2 separate regions of the Homo sapiens genome follow, and region 1 is linked to region 2. A link is an interaction called in ENCODE POLR2A ChIA-PET data of the cell type or tissue named here. Cell type or tissue: K562. All regions are shown on one strand. Links, peaks and the distances in the headings refer to the core of each region. The heading gives the core; the rest is flanking DNA.

What was found. Peaks named below come from ENCODE experiments on the same cell type or tissue, not always from the same donor. Only the 100,000 strongest peaks of a DNase experiment are listed, where the experiment ranks them.
Region 1: POLR2A ChIA-PET joins it to region 2 with 5 read pairs; 19 of 35 experiments call an interaction of 5 or more read pairs at or near these places.

The regions. Positions count from the first base shown.
Region 1 is chr1:228,466,297-228,471,658 of GRCh38, reverse strand. No RefSeq gene overlaps it. Among named protein-coding and RNA genes, the nearest start is that of MIR4666A, 6.9 kb to the right of the region's middle. RefSeq lists an enhancer at 298-808. In K562, for the core only: no CTCF peak of the experiment used is centred there; no DNase peak of the experiment used is centred there; H3K27me3 peaks cover 1,080 bases.
Region 2 is chr1:228,171,978-228,177,339 of GRCh38, reverse strand. It overlaps IBA57 (iron-sulfur cluster assembly factor IBA57), which reads right to left. Exons shown (of 3, transcript NM_001010867.4): 2 at 2,311-2,648; 3 at 1-2,218. The coding sequence ends at 1,827. Among named protein-coding and RNA genes, the nearest start is that of IBA57, 8.9 kb to the right of the region's middle. In K562, for the core only: no CTCF peak of the experiment used is centred there; DNase peaks (open chromatin) are centred at 2,783 and 3,255; H3K4me3 peaks cover 568 bases.

The DNA of each region.
Region 1 (5,362 bases), core at 58-5,057, 290 kb before region 2:
TCCTGGCCCCAAGTGATCCTCCAGCCTCCTTTGGAGGACACAGATGGACAGGGACCCGGTGGCCAGCCCATTTTCCCATCCCGGCCTGGGAAAGAAGCGTCAAATGCACTCGGGAAAATAACCCACTTCACCTAGTTAATGTCTTGGGCGGTTCTGGGAAAAGCGTTTCTGCGCAGTCCAGAGACCTGGACCTTCATCTCCAGCCTGCGCCCCACGGAGGCGGCACCGGAGCCGGCTTCCTTAGGTGTGTTGGTGACGTGCTGGGCGGGTCTGGCGGACCAGCCTCGCACCTCCTCGGGCGCAACGCGAGTGGGTTCCGTCTTGGGTTCCTGCGCGAAGGGGCAGCCCAGGCTCAGGGCATGCGGCGCCAGGGTGCTCTGCTTCACGAATGCCGGGGTACCGCAGTGCTGGGGTGCCGGACGCAAGGGTGTCAGATGGGGTGCTGCTGGGATTATAAGGGTCACCAGTTGCAGGGATGCTGGGGGTGCTGGGGTTACAGGGGTGTGGGGGCAGAGGATATGAATGCAGGGGTGCAGTGGTACCCGAGTGCAGAAGTGCAGGGGTGCCGGGAGCAGAGTTGTCAAATGGTGTGGTGCTGAGTTCACAGGGGTGCCAGGGATAGAGGGAAGCCCCGGCACCAGAGTGCAGGAGTGTTGGGATGCTGGGGCTGCAGGGGTGCCGGGGAAGATGGGTACGCAGTGCAGGGGTGCCGCGGTGCTGTGACGCCCCAATACTGAGGGGTGCAGTATCCAGTTGGTTCTAAATTCATTCTCACCCGCCTCACACCACAAACCAATTGGCTGATGCGCCTTCTCGAGCTTTCCAAAGCCACCCTTCATTCCGCTGCCTCTCTGCGACCCTCGGTTTTATTTCTGAGTTTGGAATTTGTTGTATTTCATGCACGTTTGCGCCTTAATGTTTTCTCCCCAATCTTTGCATGTCACCAAGATTTCTCGACCCCCGTGTGGCACAGGGATGAGGCTGCTTCGGGGTTTACAGGGTGGAGGAGGCCGGCTTGCGTGTTCCTCAGGGTAAATCGGGGATCAGTCCAGCTCCCCTCCCCACCCATCCCCCGGAGCCCCTCCCCCAACTCCTGCTCCCCTCCCCGCCACCCTCCCCCACCCCCCTTCCTCCCCGCATACTTCTTGTCTCCCATCTGAGAGCCCCTCCCCTCCCAACCCGCCCCACCCCGGTATCCCCCACTTGCCCACCTCCTCCTGCACTCCCCCTGCACCCCTCCTAGCCCACCGTAGGGCACCCCTCCCCGCACACTCCCCGGCTCTCCCTTCCCTGGTGGAAACCACCTCTCCTGGTTAAATAATAAATATTTATTATTTATTATTTATTACATAAAATTCCCTTATGTCTTGTGATAGGTACGTTGCCGGTTTCCATATCTTCTCCAAATGCTGCTTGAAGCCACCAGCTTCGCAGTCAGCAGCCCGTAAGATATTTAATTGCAGTACGTAAGAAGAGAAATCTGTGGTATAATATTAGCTTGGGGAAGGGAGATCACTGGCCTTGAAGAGCTTTTCGCCAAAAGCTACTGTAGGGCAGGAGCTGCTTCGCTGGGTGGACAGGGCCACCAAAGGCCGCCGTTCAGGTTACCCCAAACCTGCTGCTCAGGGAGCACGCCTCGGGTTCCCAGGCTGGTGCCCTCGCCCGGGCCTGCCTCTGTTTCACTGATTGGCTTTCATGCTCCTGCTTTGCTTCTGCATCCACACCACCTGTCGCTGGCATTTGCAGCTCTTTTCTAAGTGCTGAAATGCAATGGAAATGAGCACAAAAGCTGCTCCTGCGGACGTGGGCGCTGGGAATCAGCCGGTGTGCCTCCTCGACTTGGTCAGAGGGCCTGCCCTCTTGGGCATCAGGTCCCCGGGGGCACCGGCCTTTGTCCCCCGTGCTCCGAGCGCTGGGCTGGGGAGCTCCCAGGTGCTGGCCCGGCGCAACCCGGTGCCTTTAAGCAGGGTGGGGGCGCGCCGGGAGGAGGTTGCTCTCAGGCGCCCCAGGAGTCGCCCCTGATGGAAACGCGCCTTGGCTGTGGCAGGAGGGCCTTTGTCCATAGGATGTCAACTGGAAGCCCTGAGAAGCGCAAGGCTGCCCAAACCCTTTTTTCCTTCTTTGCAATCCTGCAAGCATTACGGGAGGCCCCAATGTTCCCTGCAGAACTCCATAGCACACCCTGTCATTTCAGCCACTCCCAGTTCCTCCGCTTTAAATCGTACAAGGTTCCCTCTAGTCCTTGAGAAGCCTGGAAGCCTGTCCTCTCTGTATCTGTAGGGTGCTGTCCCTCACACAGATCCCACTCTACCGGTGGGGTCTGGATGGAGCATGTGCATTTGCCATTGCAACGTGCAATTTTATTAAATGCTTAAAAAAATAGAGACAGGGGTCTCGCTATGTTTGCTAGGCTGGTCTTAAACTCCTGGACTCAAGGGATCCTCCTGCTTGGGTCTCTCAAAGTGCTAGGATTACAGGCCTGAGCCACCGTGCTGCACCTGTATTAAATGCTTGTTTGTAAGACTTAAAGGGACCTGGCTTCTTGGCTGGTGGGGAAAGCGCTCACTGCAGGAAGCCCTCATCCTAGTAGAGAAGCATACATCATCTAGAGCTGCACAAAAATCTAAGGTGTAAAGATGGACTGATTTCATGCATTCAGTTATTCATTCAACACATTTGTGGACTGGCTTCCAGCCCAAGTACTGTACTCTAGAACGATTAAAGAAGTGCGGGGGGCAGGGGGGAGGTGTTTATTATTTTTCTTAATCATCTAAACCTGGTCACTAAGCTAGAGGCCACTGTTTCTTTTTCTTTTTTCTTTCTCTTTCCCTGTCCTTCCCTCCCTCCGTCTCCCCAACTGTCCCTCTTCTTTCTTTACTTCCTTCTTTCTTTCTTTTCCTTCCTTCCCTCTCTTCTTTTTTCCTTCTTTTCTTCACATGAGGAAAGCTTCAAGTTTACTCCATAGTGTCCGTCTGCCAATACATCATGTTGGTCTTGATCCGAGACACTGTCTCAATTGGCTCAGGCTGTTCTAACAAAATGCTACAGAAGGGGAGACTTAAACAACAGAAATTTATCAAAGTCTTTGGGGGAAAAGAGACCTGTGTGGGAAACATAGAAAAACCCTGTCTCTACAAAAAAAAAAAAAATTAGCCAGGCATGGTGGCACGTACCTATAGTCCCAGCTACTTGGGAGGCTGAGATAGGAGGATTGCTTGAACCCAGGAGTTTGAGGCTGCAGTGAGCTATGAATCACACCACTGCACTCTGGCCTGGGCAACAGAGCAAGACCCTGTCTCAAAAAAAAAACACACACACACACACACACACACACAAAAGACATTTAATACAAACTGCACATTACAGTTACATAACACATACATTTTGTGTCGTTATTTTCCCCCAAAGAGTGCTGATTATCCAAGGCTAGTAGTCTGAGATCAGGGTGTCAGCAGGGTTGGGTTTTGTGAGGTCATTCTTACTGGTTTGCACCTAGCCATCTTCTCCCTGTGTCCTCACATGGTGCTAGAAAGCGATATCCTAAAATGAAGACCTCTGAAGCAAAAAACTTTCTCTGATCTCCTGCCTTCCTGTCTCAGTCCCATTCTCCCCCAGACTGGCCATAGAAACTAGAATACCTCTTCCCCAAGGCAGGTCATAAAAACCGCAACCCCTTTTCCCCACAGCCAGACACAAATCCTAAAAATATTACTCTAACTCCTGCCTTTCTGTGCAAATGCTGACCATAAATTCTCTGGGCCACCTTGTCTGGTTGTACGTCATAAGACTCCCATTCCACAGAGGGTCCTGTCTCATACCCAAGAGGAAGGAATGCCACGCAGAGAGGCCAAGAAGAATCTAGACAGACAGGGCTTGCTGGATGTCCCCACTCAGTGTATTAGCAGTAGATCATGCCCAATCCTATTTCTACATAGCAGTCCATATTTTGTTGAACCTAAGCATTAAAATAGACAGCTTCTTCTGTATTCATTCTGAAGGCTTTTTTGTCACACTAAACTATGATCAAATAAATGTGTATGCCTTTTCTCTTTTAATCTGTCTTTTGTCAGCTGATTTTTAGTGAATCTTCAGAGGGCAATAGGAAAGTTTTTCCTTGGGCCCTGCAGCAGAGAGAAAGAGAAAAGCAAGCTGTCTTGTGTCTCTTCTTATAAGGGCATGAATCCTACCATGCCACTCCACCCTCATGACATAATCATCCCCCAAAGGCCCCACCTTCTAACACCATCACCCTGGGGATGGGGGTTTTCAACCTAGAAATTTGGAGGGAACGCAGACATTGAGTCCCTAGCAATCACCACCCATGAGAACCAGGACTGATTTCCTGACACCACCAAGCAGCCACCATATGGTGGGCAGAGCAAATCCTAAATCTTAGTACCTGAAAGACATATTCTTACCCAAAGTCCTTAGAATGCCCACCTCCTGTCCCACTCCAAGTTTTGTTTCAAACCTTTCCACACCAGTAGGAAGCCAGGAAGCCTTAGTAAGAACCTGGTGGGAAGACCAGCATCTCACTGGGCTGGCAGGACCAAGGCAAGCAGTGCTATATATGTACATATATTAACGTTTGTTAAACCATGGTGAGGAAGGCTTCATTCAGGACGGTGGAGTAGGATTAGGACCATTGCAGTGGGATTCTGCAGCAGGGTAGAGAGATTGGGCTCAATTCTGAGTACCGCACTGACAAGTGGAAATTTATAGACAGGAGTAGGGTAGATTAGTGGATAGAACAGTATTAAGAGGAGACATCAGGGCCAAGTACGGTGGCTCATGCCTGTAATCCTAACACTTTGGGAGGCTGAGGAGGGTGGATCACTTGAGGTCAGCAGTTTGAGACCAGCCTGGCCAATATGGCAAAACCCTGTCTCCACTAAAAATACAAAACTTAGCCTAGCATGGTCAGGCATGCCTGTAATCCCAGCTACTCAGGAGGCTGAGGCAGGAAAATCATTTGAACCCGGGAGGTGGACGTTGCAGTGAACTGAGATTGTGCTACTGGGCAACAGAGCAAGATTCCATCTCAAAAAGAAGAAGAAGAAGAAGAAGAAGAAGAAGAAGAAGAAGAAGAAGAAGAAGAAGAAGAAGAAGAAGAAGAAGAAGAAGAAGAAGAAGACATCAGGTGTGAGGGGGATTCTGGGTAAACGAACCTCACATGGCTCTTGCTGGAGGCAGGCAGGGTGATCAGATATCACCTGGGGATGGAGGATGAGGAACCCCATCAGATAGCACAGAGGGCGATCAGATATTCAGAATCAGGGGTTCTAGTTAAACTGACTTAGCGGGGCTCTTCCTAAAACTGGATTTCACAAGAAAGTGCACAGATGGACCCAGGAGGAGGTTC
Region 2 (5,362 bases), core at 264-5,263:
CCTCCTAGCCCTCACCCAGCCACACCCACGGGACAGGCTAGGATGCTCCCAGATGCTGCAGCACTCAAGGAGGCCCCACTGGAAAAGCCAGGCAACTTCAGGCAGATGACAGAGCCGGGACACTTTGAGCTCGAGGCACAGACCCTCATTCCAGGGGTGCATGCCCCTCATGCAGGAGACACCAGCTCTTGGTGACACAGGCCACAGGCACCCACTCCTGGCTGAGCTGGAGAGAAAACTGGCTGGGAAGCTGATCAAATGTCTCCATGCCAGTTTAAAGCAGCAGCCAGTGGGGCTGAAAAGGTTGCAGGGATGCTGGTCTGGAATCCATCCTGCGCTGGGCGCTTCCAGACCATGACCTGTCCAAGAGGGGCTGAAGGCCACCGGCTCTCAGGACCGCAGGGGTCAGGGCCACCTAGCTGTTTCCTTGCCCATAGGAGAGCTGACTGCAGCGGGTGAGGCTGGACGGCCCCTCTCTTCCCTCCAGCTGCAGCCGCTTCCTCCCGTCCATCCGCTCTACACCCTCCTCCTGGGTGATCACAAACTACACTGCAGCTCAGAGCTGCCTTTAGACCCCTGACCCCAAAACCGCCATGGCTGCAGATTTCTAGAGAGCACCTGTGGCCCCCCAGGATGGCGGCACAGGCTCCCTGCCTGCTTGGCCCTCTGTGGCCACCCTAACGTCCAGCTTGGTGGCCCAAACGCCTGCCCCCCAGGCCCTGCGCCCTGCAGCCGACAGCTCACAGCCATGGGGCTGTCCTTTGCAGACTCGGCACCCACGTGCCCAGCCTGGGCCTCTGAGGCCTCCCCTGCTGGCCTGCAGCCATGCCAAGTGCTTCATCTGGTAGGTCTGGGCGTTCTCAAAGGAGCGCTGTTCCCGGGGTCCAGTCAGCCAGATCACAAAAACTAAGCCCCCACCTCCCTCTCCCCCAAATGAAACCAGAGCTCCCAAGGGGCTGCCTGTGGCTCACTCTTTAATAGATGCCCTGAAACATAGAGCTCACACTTCAGTGGGAAGGGGGAAGCCAGTGGGTGAACAGGAGGCTGTGCCCCGTGACTGACAGCAAGTCACTCTCACTGCAAACACAGGCTATGCCAAAACCCAGCACACACAGGCAGAACTCTGCCCTGCTGGCTCCTGAGCCCTGCGCTGGCCCCCACCCCACGCTCCTGGAGGGCTCTGAGGAGGAACAGAGGTGGGGAAACATGGGAGATGGGCACAGCCTTCCACAAGCCTCCAGCATGGGATACCTAGTGGCTCATCCCTGTGTGCTTCTCGATGTGTAGACACCCACATGCCACCTGATCCAATGCCCCAGACCCCTCTAGACCACGCATAGCCCCACCCTGAGACATGCTGGAAGCAAGCACAGTGAAACAACTCCCAAAGCCCGAGCCCCAGCCTGCAGACCCTGGACACCACCCCGCTTCCAGGCACAGGGACCAACCCCCCATGAGGCTCATGCCAGGCAGAGTGGGGTACAAGGCCCGGAAGCTGCCAGTGCTGGCCAGAGACACCGTCCCGTCCTCCCAGACAACCCTGTGTGGAGCCACGATTGGGACCCGGCGCCATCTGGAGCCCAGCACTCACACGGTGGGCTCCTCTGGGGCCACAGGAAGTCCAGGGAGAAAACAACCCACGTGCCTGGGGCCCCTGAGCATGGGTGGGGCCAGGCAGGGCACCTACAAGGGGGACTTTCCCAGATGGAAACCAGGGCTCCCACCCAGTAGGCGCAGCAGACAGATGGGACGGGAAGACCCTGGACAGAGGCCAAAGGCCCCAGGCCCCAGCCTCCCCATCAGCCTGCGCCAGCCAAGGCTTCGGACTACTTGGAGACTGTAGGCCACCAGTCTGGCACAGATGCGGCTAAGGCCACCTGGGCACCCTCAGAGGCTCTGATGTGCAGAGGACCCTTGATCTTCTCTGACCACAGCAGGGCCAGCCCCACGTTGCCCTGGCCAGCCCTGAACTTGCCCACAGTCTGTCCTGAGGCAGTCAGCACCGTGGCACCAGGGGTGATGCCACTGGTGGGAAGGGGGTCCAAGAACCGGACAGGGAAGAGGCGCTTGCGGATGACGCCCATGTGGTGGGTGCGGGCCGTCAGCTCCTGGCCAATGTAGCAGCCTTTGGTGAAGCTCACGCCGTTCATGAAGGCCAGGTTGGACTCCAGGGGCAGGGCCACCCCAGGAGGCAAGTCTCGGACCCCCTCAGGAACGCCTGCAGGGATTGGAGGGGGGAAACCAGCGAGAATTGAACATCGTCCAGCTCCACCCGTGCAATCCAGCCCAGCGTGCCCACCCCACCCATACCTTGCAGGTATCGGTGCTGGTGATAATCCCACAAGTCCCCGAGCCGGCCCCCGGGCACCAGGGCTGGGCCTTCATCCTGGGTGAGGAGCCGCCACCCCATGCGTGCTGTTCGCGGGTCGCGGATGAGGATGGCGGCAGCCCCTGCCCTCTCCTGCAGCGATGCAGCCCCGCAGGCCTCAGGGGAACTGGGCAACACCGCCCACACTCGCAGCTCCGGGTGCGGCTCCACCGTGACCTTCCGCCGGATCCTGTATAGCGCGAGGTGCTTCTGCAGCGCGCCCTGCACCGAGCTGTCACACTCCAGAAGGAAGCCAGACACCTCCGAGTGTTCCTGGAGCCTGCAGGGAGAGAGGCAGGGGCGCATGGCAGCTCACCAACTGAGTGGGCCAGAAAGGGCTGCATGAGGGAGCGCGCCTTACCCGGGCAGAGGAGCACACCGTGGACCAACGCAAAGAGCTCTGCCCTCAGCCACAAGGGGCTGCGCCTTTAAGGCAAGCGCCCAGGTCACCACACGCAGGGAGCCACGCCCACAGCGAGCCACGCCCACAGCGAGCCACGCCCACAGCGAGCCACGCCCACAGCGAGCCACGCCCACAGCGAGCCACGCCCACAGCGAGCCACGCCCACAGCGAGCCACGCCCACAGCGAGCCACGCCCACAGCGAGCCACGCCCACAGCGAGCCACGCCCACAGCGAGCCACGCCCACAGCGAGCCACGCCCACAGCGAGCCACGCCCACAGCGAGCCACGCCCACAGCGAGCCACGCCCACAGCGAGCCACGCCCACAGCGAGCCACGCCCACAGCGAGCCACGCCCACAGCGAGCCACGCCCACAGCGAGCCACGCCCACAGCGAGCCACGCCCACAGCGAGCCACGCCCACAGCGAGCCACGCCCACAGCGAGCCACGCCCACAGCCACACCAGGCAGCACCTCCCAAGGCGCGCATCACAGCTAGATGCGGGCACCTTGGAGACCAGCGCAGAGTGCCGCGCCCACAGCAATGCGAGGGTGCGTGCAGACAACGCACAGCAGGCCAGGCAGGGTACACCTGGACCAGCGCATGGAAAGCCCTGCCCACAGCCGTGCGCAGCTGAGCCTCCGGAGCTCTCGTCTAAGCAGGCAAAGACGAGCTCACAGGGGCCAGCGCAGACAGACCCTGTTTGCCCAGGGACTGGCAGAACTGCAATAGCCTGCCCGAGGGCATCATCCGGAGTAGTCCCAGAGCCTAGGGCAGAAATGACAACAGTCCGCTGGATGTGGGAGCAGGGATGGGCAGGGCCCCGCAGGGGAACGGTGTGCACAGCCACTGAGAACCAGACCTGCCTGTTCCAGCCCAGGGAAGCCATCGAGGAGCCCAAGGGTCCTAAGGTGGGCAGGAGGGAGGAGCAAGGAGCCCAGGAGGTTGTCAGGGAGGTACAGCATGCCTGAGGCCCACTCTGCCCATGCCCACCACCTGCCTCCCCAAGCCAAGTCTCAGAACCCAATCGGGGCCCCAGAGCCATTCTGACCTGCACTCCAGGCAGCCCTCCTCAGAGGATTTGGGCAGGCACCACAAGAATGACCCCTGACCAGACGGATGGTGGGAAGAGGAGAGGCTGGGCAGCGTGGGGCATGTCGGGGGGGGGGGCACTAAGTGGAGACACCTGGGGTACAGCCACCTCCATGGCTGGGGTTGATTGCAGGTATGGACTGCACAGGGCTTCACAGGCTGGTGGGAGCTGAGACAGGGAGGTAGTAAGACCCCCAGAGGGCCTTCCAGAGACAAGCCCAAGAGCAGGTGGCCCAGCCCCTTCCAGCCAGGAGAGGGCTCAGTCCTTGCCAGTTGCCCAGGGCTTCAGGTGCCAAGCAGGGGCCTGCTGCCCTCATCTCTGCAGTCTCACTCTACCCTGTGGTCATGCCCACGTGCCAGCAGCCACGGAGAACGTTCACGCTCATCACCCAGAACCAGTAGGCACAGGTCTCACTGAGGACCCTGCCGCAGGGAGGGTGGGCATAGCCAGCTGTGACAGCCAGTGAATCTGGCCCACACTCCAGGACAGCGGTCACAGGACATCAAAAACAACACCCACAAGGGAGGGGAACATATGTCATTTACACACGTGGGCTAAGATGACGGGAGGAACAGCAAGGACAGCACAGAGGGGCAGCCGCAGGTGTGCCGCGGAAAGGTCACCACGCCACCAGGGAAACACAGGCGATGTGGCCCAGACAGATGCAGTGGTGAACCTGAACACTGGCCAGCATGAGGAGAAACCAGGTCACTGGCATGCTGCTGGTGGGGAGGCAAAACGGGTGGCCCTCTGGAAGACAGGGTGCAGGTCCTCACAACACCAAACAAGCAACTACTCCACGACCTGGCCCTCTCACTTCCGGGCATGGATCACTGAGAAACGAAGACTGCAGCTCACACAAAACCTGCAGCGAAAGCTCACAGCAGCCAGCTATACTGGTAACAGCCAGAAAGGGAGAATCAAGGTGCCACTACACCATGTGGGACTTCTCAGCAAGAACAGGGAGCTGGAGATGGACAGAAGTGGGTGGATCTGAGGGCACTATGGTGAGGGAAAAGGGTAAGGCTAAAAAGTGACAGGCCGATGCATCCATCTATGACACTCCTGAAATGACACGATTTTACAGCTGAGAACAGGTTTTGGGGTGTTGGGGGTGCCCATTCAGGGGCAGGAGCAGGAAGCCGCGTGGGCCTGAGAATGGCCACAGATATTCACACGTGATAAAACTGCAGTTATACACATGCGTGCACAGACGCACAAAGTAAGACACACAAATCCAGAGACCCCAGATATGCCCTGTGTGTGCAATCAGGGGAACTGGGGAGGGGTCCGTGCGATCTCTCCCACGGGTTTTGTTTTGTTTTTTTTTTTGCAACTTCCTGTGAATCTATAATTATTTCAAAATAAGAAGTGAAAAAACAACAACAACAACAACAAAAAAAAAAAACAAGGAGCTTCGCCTGCAGAGGTGTCCGAGCACTACAAGAGGAAAGGCAGCAGGCAGTCCTTTCATCCCAGCCATCTGACATCAGCGAGTT